Regions from separate parts of the Homo sapiens genome. Here region 2 is linked to region 1. A link is a contact called in ENCODE Hi-C data. All regions are on one chromosome and are shown on one strand. The core of a region is the stretch at or near the end of the contact, and the rest is flanking DNA. Distances in the headings are between cores, read along the strand shown.

Evidence for each region. A loop is a pair of places that touch in the nucleus more often than their neighbours do. Pooled maps may share reads with other maps.
Region 2: a pooled map shows a loop between it and region 1 (4-fold over the local background). The contact joins the promoter of CMKLR1 here to the promoter of ASCL4 in region 1. A Hi-C loop is called at or near these places in 2 of 37 single-sample maps with no recorded cell type and 5 of 50 pooled maps.

What each region holds. Positions count from the first base shown.
Region 1 is chr12:107,772,311-107,777,847 of GRCh38, forward strand. It overlaps ASCL4 (achaete-scute family bHLH transcription factor 4), which reads left to right and starts at 2,394. Exons shown (of 1, transcript NM_203436.3): 1 at 2,394-4,334. The coding sequence starts at 2,909. The coding sequence ends at 3,427.
Region 2 is chr12:108,335,959-108,341,093 of GRCh38, forward strand. CMKLR1 (chemerin chemokine-like receptor 1) reads right to left here and starts at 3,353. Exons shown (of 4, transcript NM_001142343.2): 1 at 3,069-3,353. RefSeq lists an enhancer at 2,786-3,409 and a silencer at 3,517-3,636.

The DNA of each region.
Region 1 (5,537 bases), core at 1,144-3,643:
TTTTTTTGATTTTTAGTAGAGATGGGGTTTCATCATGCTGGTCAGGCAGGTCTTGAACTCCTGGCCTCATGATCCTCCCACCTCGGCTTCCCAAAGTGCTGAGATTACAGGCGTGAGCTACTGTGCCCAGCCTCGCCTTTTTTTTTTTTTTTTTGAGACTGGGTCTTGCTCTGTCACCCAGGCTGGAGTGCAGTGGCGTGATCTTGGCTCAGTACAACCTCCGCCTCCAGGATTCAAGTGATTCTCCTGTCTCAGCCTCCCAAGTAGCTGGGATTACAGGCACCTGCTACAACGCCTGACTAATTTTTTGTATTTTTAGTAGAGACAGGGTTTCGCCACGTTGGCTAGGCTGGTCTCGAACTCCTGACCTCAAGTGATCCACCCACTTTGGCCTCCCAAAGTGCTGGGATTACAGGCATAAGCCACCTTGCCTGGAGTCTTCGTTTTTTTAAATTGCTACAAATGTTGCAATAAAGATTATTGTACACATAAATAGGTATTGCTACATTTATTTTGGTAGGACAAAACGGCACAGATATCTGAATCAAAGGATGTGATGTGCACTATTAATTTTAACAGTTTGTTTAGCTGGGATGTGGAGGCACAAGCCTGTAGTCCTAGCTACTCAGGAGGCTGAGATAGGAGGATCCCTTGAGCCTGGGAGGCGGAGGTTGCAGTGAGCCGAGATCGCATCACTGCACCCCAGCCTGGGTGACAGTGAGACCTGTCTCAAAATAATAATAATAATAATAATAATAATAATAATAATAATTTTAATAGTTTCTTGAAGCAATTTATGCTCCCACCCTTTCCTCAAATCCTTGCCTCCCCTGAATCTTAGCAATCTTTTAAACTTTTGCCAATCTGAGAAGGAGAAATGGCATCTCAACTGTTCTTCCTTTTGCTCTCTTCCAATCTAGTCCTCAATCTGCAGACACAGTTATCTTTTTTGAAACACAAATCTTCAAATGTCACCTCCCTGCTTAAAATATTTCATTATCTTCCTGTCACTCTTAAAAGTTAAAATCTTTGACATGGCCAAAAAGCACCTTGTGGTATAACAGCCTACCTGCCTGAGTGGTGGACTTTTCTCCTAATAGAAAGGGCTTTCTCAATTCTACTGAGAAATTGTGATGATATATTAGGCTATTTGCCAGTACAAACCTCATCAGGAGCTACAACTTTTAATTTTTCTTTCTTCTTTTTAAAAGATGGGGGTCTTGCTATGTTGGCCAGGTTGGTCTTGAACTCTTGGCCTCAAGCAATCCACCCGCCTTGGCCTCCCAAAGTGCTGGGAATACAACCTTGAGCCACTGCACCCAGCCAAGCTACACCTTTAAAAATGTGACTAACTTATACCCGAAAGGAATAATTATTTCTATTTTATTTGCCTTGTTTTTTGAGTTGCTTCAGGCGGATCATTTAGAACAAACAGGGAAGAACAGGACTTGCCAAACTAAAAAGAAAAACATGTTAGGGCAGCACCTTGTCTGCTGAGGAATAGGCAAAAGCTCTCATCATAAATGTAGGGGGTTTTTGCTTCTCTTGTTTTTAAGTAGGACTTTTAAAGTAGAAGACACCTTTAATGTACTGGTTTGCAGAAGAGGAAATCTGATTTTCAGTGTGATAACATATTCTTTGACGTTAACCAGTACAGTTGGATTTTTAATGACACTTTAATCTTCAAAGGTTTACCAACACGGATGGATTAATTATTCATTTTGGAGGGGTTGTGTCTTAAAAAGACAAGTCTTCAAAGACATCATCCTTTCTCCTTGGAACTTGGAGTCTCCACCTTTCAAATGTTGCTTTCCTGCCCCCAAGAGAGAAAATAAATGACATTTTTTAAAGAAGAAGAATCCAATGGAAAAACACTCTTTGCGCTATGGAAAGATGATGTCCTTATATCCTGGGTGAGATTAGAAGAGGAGGCTGGGAAGCAGTATTTAAGCTGTGTTTACAGTAAGCACTGTGAGAAATAACCGGCTAAGCGCGTTTGTTATTGTTCAGTCTTTTGATGTGCTTTTAAAAAGTCGCATCTCCATAAAACACCCTCAACAACCATAAAACAACATATGTTGGAACATAATATGCAGACCCTTATATTCTTTGCTACAGTCTGTATTTTTCCTATACCCTTCAAACATGCCTCATTGAGTTTTTAAAAGATTCGGTTTGGAAGAAGAAAAACCTCAAGCCTCGCCCCGGGTCTTCCTTGACTTGACACATTTTATAACCGCAAGAGAGCAGTTTTTCCTTTGATGAGGCTAAGACCCCAGAAATGAAAGAGCAAGTTTAAGTTTGCAAACACTCTAAAAGCTCCTTCCATTAGACCTGGTCGCGGGAAACCACAAAGGACAGTCAAGTGATTTTCAAGGAGAAAGCCTCTGGTCCACTTTCCCTCCGCCGCCAGATCTGCAGGTTCCTGGGAGGAGCTCTTCTCAAATCCTGAAGATTGCTAGGCTCTTGGCGAACGACTCATCTCTTGAAGACCTAGAGTGGTGGATTACAGGCATTGAAAAGCTTTTGGTGGCTTTGGAAGATGACTCTGGTGTGAGCTCACCTTTCCAGGCTGGGGGACCAGGCAGAGGAACCCCCTTTGTTATCTTCTGAAAGAAGATCAGTGGGGAAGACGGGGTTTGAAGTGTGGATTAGGAGATCCTACGTCTTTGCCTACCACCTCTGCCTAAATCATAAAAAGATCGAGGAGTGCAATGAACTTCAGGAATCATGCACCGTTTCCCTGAAGCCTGTCCAGGAACCTAACTTCTGGACCCAGAAACTTCTGCAAAGACAGACCCACTGAGCCAGGCAGTCTGCACCAGCACCTCTGCTTCTAAGATTCTGTTTCGTCTTCTTCTATTGAGAGATTGACCTCTTGAGTGATTTGTGTGCTTTCCGGCAAATGATGGAGACGCGTAAACCGGCGGAACGGCTGGCCTTGCCATACTCGCTGCGCACCGCGCCCCTGGGCGTTCCGGGGACCCTGCCCGGACTCCCGCGGAGGGACCCCCTCAGGGTCGCCCTGCGTCTGGACGCCGCGTGCTGGGAGTGGGCGCGCAGCGGCTGCGCACGGGGATGGCAGTACTTGCCCGTGCCGCTGGACAGCGCCTTCGAGCCCGCCTTCCTCCGCAAGCGCAACGAGCGCGAGCGGCAGCGGGTGCGCTGCGTGAACGAGGGCTATGCGCGCCTCCGAGACCACCTGCCCCGGGAGCTGGCAGACAAGCGCCTCAGCAAAGTGGAGACGCTCCGCGCTGCCATCGACTACATCAAGCACCTGCAGGAGCTGCTGGAGCGCCAGGCCTGGGGGCTCGAGGGCGCGGCCGGCGCCGTCCCCCAGCGCAGGGCGGAATGCAACAGCGACGGGGAGTCCAAGGCCTCTTCGGCGCCTTCGCCCAGCAGCGAGCCCGAGGAGGGGGGCAGCTAGCGAGCGCCCGAACTGGCCAGGACCCCCGCGCCCGCCGCACAGCGCGCAGCCGGGCGCTCAACCTAAGGTCCTCTTCGAAGGTGGTTTGCATTCTTAATCTGGCATCTTCTCCAGGCCTAAATCTTAAGAAAAAGAAATGGGTGCTGGGGTTTGGGGGATGGGGGAGTTGTTTTGACATTTGGGAATTTCTCCCCTGCCCTTATTGGTTACGTGCCTGCAACTTATAGGTGCTTATTAAGGAGACTCTTTTCCTATACTTCTAAAATGCAAACTGTTTCAGATTCTGAGCACCTCATTGTAAATACGATTATTCTAAAAACTCAAAGGGCGAGAACAACTGGAATTTCCCACCTTCCGTGGTGTGGGTAAATGGTATACATAAACATTAAACCTTAACCAAAGAAGAACTTTACCGCCACCAAAACAGAAACAACCCCAAACAGCCAAAAACAGTCCTTAAAAATGAGAGGAACATTTTCTTGCATTCCTTCCTTCGGGAATTGTATTCAAAATGTAATGGAAAGTAATTGTTGACCTCCTGCTTTGGGTGAAGGAGACTGTAAGCTGGTACTTGAGAACGAATTTGCCAGCATGTGCTGTTGTTGACTGTGTGAATGATGGTGCCAGGGAATCCGTGGCTTGGTACACACTGTTTCATCCAGTGGCCACGTGGAAGCTTTGTAGCATTGAGCAGATAGTAAAATATCTTAGAATTAATGATCTCTTTGGAAGAGAGCCCAGATTTGTATGAAAACTTGTTTTTCCTCTCAATTGTTTTGTCCACTGTTTTCTTCATTTTCCTTTTCTCTGCATACCCCCCGCCCCCCAACGTGTAGCTCTCCATCTAAGTTTTGGATAAACTGAAGTGGCACTGTGACTTTAAAAATAAAAAAGAAATCTACTTGGAAGTCCTTTTTGCGGGTTGAGCCAGATGGGGGAAAGATATGGGACAAGACGGATGGATTGAAGTTGGTACATTCTCAAATATTTTTATCACCATTAGGGCTTCCAGGTACAGTATATGGAAATGATGTAGTGACTTTGGCCATGTTAAAAGCCTTTTTAAAATATTGAATTTGGGTCATTTTTTTTCTAAGAAACAATTTTGAGTTCAGTAGATAAGTTAAATGCCTGCTGATGTATGAAGATCAACTTCCCTAAGATTGTTTTCTAATATGCCGAATTATCCTTTCCATGGAGGCAGCTTTGGTTTGTGGGGGAAGAAGGAGGGGAAATGGAAATGGACAAAGAGAACTAACAGTGGAAGTGCATCCTCCAGGTAGATTTCACTTAGATTTTATTACCCCCTTTTACAGTTGTAGCAACTAAGGCAGGCTATATCTTCAGTGGACATCTTTTATGTGCTAGGAATTTTGTTGTGGCTTTTTACATTTTGTCCTATTTAATTGTCATAAATTTGTGGGGTGGGTATGACAAATATTTTGTGATTAAAAAAAATATGAAGCTCAAAGAGGTTACATACCTTGACCAGTTTAGTGTTGCTAGGATTCCTTGAGCTGAGATCAAGTCCCGAGCCTGAACCCAAAGCCAAGGATTTCTTTCTCCCTTACCATGCTGTCTCTTGCTCTGTCATTTGCTAGCAGAGCAAATGTTGCTTCAACTCAGTTTTCTCACCTGTACAGAAATGTTTACAGAAGTGTATGTGAAAGACCTTGGTAATCTGCAAGGCACTAACCAATGATAAATTAGTAGTTTTATTATTTTGGGGAAAATACTATTTCTCAGTTTATGGAGAGTAAAGCCTGGTTAAGAATAAAATCTCTAGGTGGAGTTGGTATGATTTCTTCAGTGTTTCAAAAGAGGGACAGAGTGACCACACTCTCTTACCTCCTCTGGTAATGTTCTAGGATACATGCTTTGAACACTGAATCCATGTTAAAACATAGAATTGGCTGGGTGCAGTGGCTCACCCTGTAATCCCAGCACATTGGGAGGCAAAGGTAGATGGATCGCTTGAGCTCAGGAGTTTGAGACCAGCCCAGGTACTGGAAACCTTAACGTGGTTTTATTTAAAGCCCTGTTGAGAATGAGGCAATGATTTTGAGAAACCTTTTGGAAAAATAAAAATAAAACCATCTCTCAGCTGGGT
Region 2 (5,135 bases), core at 2,103-4,602, 560 kb after region 1:
AAGTTTCGCTTCTTCTCTGCCAAACCTTCTGGCCTCAACTGCTGACACGGAACATGTGGATTCACAGAAGTACATGAATATTTGCTTAGAAGGGAAAAAAGAAACCTTATTGTGCAGCAAAGAACCCAAGACCCCAGTGTGAACAAAGGGCAAAAAGGAAAGACTTTTAAGCACTCTAGGTTGGTAGTTCTCAAGTTTTGGGGTGCATCTGAATGACCTGGGGTGCTGGTTCAACATGCAGACACTGAAGCCTCATCCACAGAGATTCTGATTTCCAAACTGAAGCTTTAAGAAACACTCACAATTGGCCGGGCGCAGTGGCTCACGCCTGTAATCCCAGCACTTTTGGAGGCCGAGGTGGGTGGATCACAAGGTCAGGAGATTGAGACCATCCTGGCTAATACGGTGAAACCCCGTCTCTACTAAAAATACAAAAAATTAGCCGGGCGGGGTGGTGGGTGCCTGTAGTCGCAGCTACTTGGGAGGCTGAGGCAGGAGAATGGCGTGAACCCGGGAGGCAGAGCTTGCAGTGAGCCAAGATTGCGCCACTGTACTCCAGCCTGGGCGACAGAGCGAGACTCCATCTCCAGGAAAAAAAAAAAAAAGAAACACTCACAATTATTCTAATGCAGGTGGTCTAGAGATTGCACTTTGAGAAGCTCTGAGTCTACTTCATAGCCTCGCAACTGGCGGTAATGTCTGCACCCATGTGGTGTAGCTCAAAGAGAATGAAATAAGCTTTTGGTTTTCTTGTACATCAGTGGGAATAAGAGCATTAATAATCCACTAAAGAAATCAATAATAATTTCCATTTGGCTCAGATGAGTGTCACAGGTATAGACAGGCACAGTGGAATAGAAATGATCATCAGAACAATAGCTAATGTTTATAGAGACCTTATTTTACAACAAATCCTCTGCTTACAGCTTTACTTGTATGATCTCATTTACTCTTTAGAATAATCTTATGAGGCAGTTACTGATCATATTCCCATTTTATAGATGAGGAAACTCAGGCACAAAGATGAGGAATAACTGATTCCATGTCACTCAGTTGGCAGGTGGCAGGCCAATTCAAGCCCACCCCCAGAGTGATAATAATATCAAATAATATCATCCTTATTTACAGATGATATTATTGTGGCCAGAGAGTGGGAGTACCTTGCCTAAGACCAAGGTGCCCCTTCTTGCACAATGTTCTACTCCCTTTTGTGGGGAGGTCTAGCATCAGAACTCTCCAGGCTTCTGTTTCCTAATCTGTAAAATGGGCATGTTAATAGTACCTTCATCATGTGGCCATGGTGAGGATTTGATAAAATCATCTCGAGAAAGTGGTTTGCAAACTGAGAGGAGTTATTAGGTAAACATCTAAGAGATGGGACTTCAGTCCAACTTCCCCCACCCCATTTTACAGATGGTGAAACTGACACCTGGTTACTTTATTTATTCCATGAACAATGACCCTAATATATGCTAGTTCTTGTGCAGGGGACTGAGGATGCAGAAAAAAAGTAATATCCCAGATCTGGCCTCTAGGGGCCTCCCGGCTAGAAGGAGAGACAGACAAGATGACTGGTCATTAGAACACGGTGTGGTAGGAGCCGTGATAAGGGAGGGATAGGCCCTGGGAGAGCCTAGCAGACAAGCCCTGACCCAGTGCGGGTAGGGGACTTCTCAGAACAAGTCAAGCCAGAGAAAGGCATGACTTGCCCAAAGTTAAGGTTATCTGTTCCCTGAAGTTTTGGGGGAGTCCAAAGAAGGCCCCTGTGCATCAAGAGATAACTCTCCTGTGGACCTCCCAAGTGTATGACACATCATCATTTGAGTGCCACTGGTTTAGGTTAAAGAAAAGGCCAAGCTGCCTCCTCCTGCACCAGAGGCCTGAATGACCCAGTCACACTCACCTCAGCAGCCAAGGCATTTAGAGGAATCTTACCTTCAAACCAGTTTGGAAGGGGCAGGAGATACAGCAAGAACCACAGAGAAGATTGGTCTTGAGAAGGAGGTAGGGGATGCAAAAGGGAAGTTGAGGGCTTTCCCTAATAGAAAAAGAAAGACTCAGAACCTGGACGTTCAGGCGTGTGACCTCAGACCAGTGATCTGGCATCTCTGAACCGCACAGGTCTGAGTGATTGGGCTTATATCAAGTAGTAGTTCCCTGATGTTGTAATGCTTATAATTTTGCCAAAGCTGGCTTGCCCATTTAAAATGGGCTATTCTGAAGACAGAGGAGGGAGTGGAATATTTTCAACAGAGAGTGCCGGCAAAGGTTTTGTGTCCTTTATATACAAAGAACCCTTAGATATCAATTGGAAAAAGATAAACATGCCCCCAGAGGAGAAAAAAATGGGAACAGACTTGAACAGGAGAGTCAGACTAGAAATGTGAAAAATAAGTTTATAAAAGAGAATCAACACTAACAAAGAAATGAAATGCCTATTGAAGCATCTAGATATTATTCTCGACTTCACATCAGGGAAAGTTTAAGGGATGGGTAGCAACAAGGTGGGTTTAGTATGTGAGAATACTGTGCCCTGGTATAACATCGTAGAGAGGTCAAGCTGCCACGGCCTTCCAGGGTGCAGTGTGACCAAAAGCTCAGAAGTCTTAAAAATAGGCAAACCTTAAATCTAGCAATTTCTAAAAGGTATTCATAAGACACACACACAAAGATGTCATACTAAATATTCATTGCAGCACTGTTCTAATAAAAAAAAAGAAGCAAATCTATTATGGAAAAGTCAAATAATCTTAAGATAGCCTTTCTATGCAGCCATGAAAAATGTATATTGGAAGAATATAGGTGATATGGAAAAAAGTTCACAATCTGTGGTTAAGCAGGTTACCAAACTAGATGTGGAAATCCACATTCATATATTTAGTTGTGTATCCTTGCTATTTCTTTAAACAATGAACATGCATTACTTTTGACATCTGAAAATAATAACAAAACTCTTCCTTTTAACAAATATGAAATTATAAAAAGAAACAAACTTTTCTCTCTGTTAGTATTCATTCCCCTTCCCTGGCCCCCCTCAGAAGACACCCAAGGCAAGTGTGTGATGATACCTTCCCTCTGGTCTCTGCCCGGAAGGTCTTCCTGAGGGTTCCCTGTGACTGCAGGCCACTCGAGGCTGTTGGGGAGACTTGCACACCCTGGCTTCTTTCTGCCAATCACAGGCTCCTCTGGCTGTGGCTGTTTGCCCAGAAAGCAGTTCATTCATTTGTTCATTCAAGATCCCCCTCTGAACCCCCAGAGCGCCGCAGCTGGAACACCCCTATCACCCGGAGGCTTCCCAGGGAGCCTGCTCTGTCCTGAGCTCCCTGCTGGCCGCCGGGGCTGCTTCCCTGAATGGGACTGGGACAGAACTCAGCCAGAGAAACAGCTGGAGGGAGGAGAGCAGGAGGGAGGGGCAGGAAACTGGGCTGACCTAGGGCGGGGGCGGCTAGCTGCGTGGAGAGGGGGCTGCGAGGGGAGGGTGCCCCTACCAGCCGGGGACTGGGCTTGTGGGTGGCGGCGGGGGCCCGCTGGGGACGACCCGCCCCTCTGGCAGCCTCTTGCAGCCGGGGAGCCGTGCCCACTGAGCGCAAACAGGGAGCACATCTGAGCACCCGGCTGCTGGGGGAAGTGCAAGCGCCTCTGCTCCCGGTGAGGGGCTCAAGCTCCACACTGACCGAGAGATTGGCTGCCTCTCACCCTGGGCCTTTGCAACGCTGTTCCTCCCACCTGGATGCTATTCCTGCCCTAATTCGTGGCCCGATGGTCTCCTACTGCCTCTTCAGGTCTCAGGTTGAAGGTCACCTCCCAGGGAAGCCTTCCCCAACCCTCGGGGGCTGCTGTGCCCCTCAGGGTCACCCCATCACCTCACTGATGCAGTGCTGTCCTTGCCTGTTAAGATGTCTCTCTCCTTGCACCGAGAACTCCTTGCACCAGGAACTCTGTAGGGAAAGAACTGTATTCTGTTCCCTGCCCTAACCAGGCGCTAAGTGCCTGGTTCATCGGCTGTGTGGTCACCATCATTAGTGGAATAATCAAAACAACCGACAGCCAGGCAGCGTGCTAGGCGATGCGTACTTACTCTTCACGGCAACCCTAGATAACAGGAATTATTACTACTCCAGTCTTACCAATAAGGAAACTGGGGTACAGAGAGATTAAGTCACTTGCTCAAGACCACACCGCCAGCAGCTGACAGAGCTGGGATTCCAACTATGTTGTCTGGCTCGGAGGCCCACCCTTGGCCTCCAGACTGAAGAAATAACAGAAGTGCCCATGTGGGCCCCTGTGCCAAGTGCTTCCATGGAGTAAGCCGTGTGAACCACCACCCACGTCGGGGGGGCATCACTTGCCCATTCTACACATGAGGATGCTAGGGCCACAGAGCAGAAGTCGTTTTGCCCAGGGCGCCAAGCTCATGCTGACCGAGCCATGGCTGGATCTGAGTCTGTCTGATTCCAAAGCCAAGACTGCCTACGACTGCCTAAAATAATATTTTTAGAAAGAAAAAGAAAAGGGAAGGGCAGGGGAGGGGAAGAGAGGGGAAGGGAGGAGAAGAAAGAAAGGAAGAAAAGGGAGGGCAGGGAGGAAGGTAATGGGGAGGAGGGGAAGGTGAAGGGAGAGGGAGATGGGGAGGGAGGGAGAGAAGGAGAGAAACCTGTGTTTTGGGCCTCAAAGTCTTGGGCAGGTGGAGGACTATGTCCTCATCGTCTGATCAGCCTTAGAACCCCACCGACCTCTCCCCACCATCCTCAATCCTTTAATTCAGTGAGCTTTACACTTAGAAACCATCTAATTTCATTCTTCCATTTCACAGATAACTTGAAGCCCAGAGAGATTGAGTCTCTTGCCTGAGGTCACACAGGTCTCTATAGTCAGAAGTCAGGCCCAGTCTACCCAACTGTCTTCCTTGCTCTCTTCTTCTTTGGGCTTATCTAGGGAACAAAACATCATATCGAAACACTTACTGTACAGATGAGAACACTGAACCCAGAGGAGGCAAGGGACTCACCCAAGGTCACCCAGAAGTTAGTAATTGTATTGGTCCGTTCTCACACTGCTGTGAAGAAATACCCAAGACTGGGTAATTTATAAAGAAAAAAGGTTTAATTGACTCACATTTTCGCATAGCAGGGGAG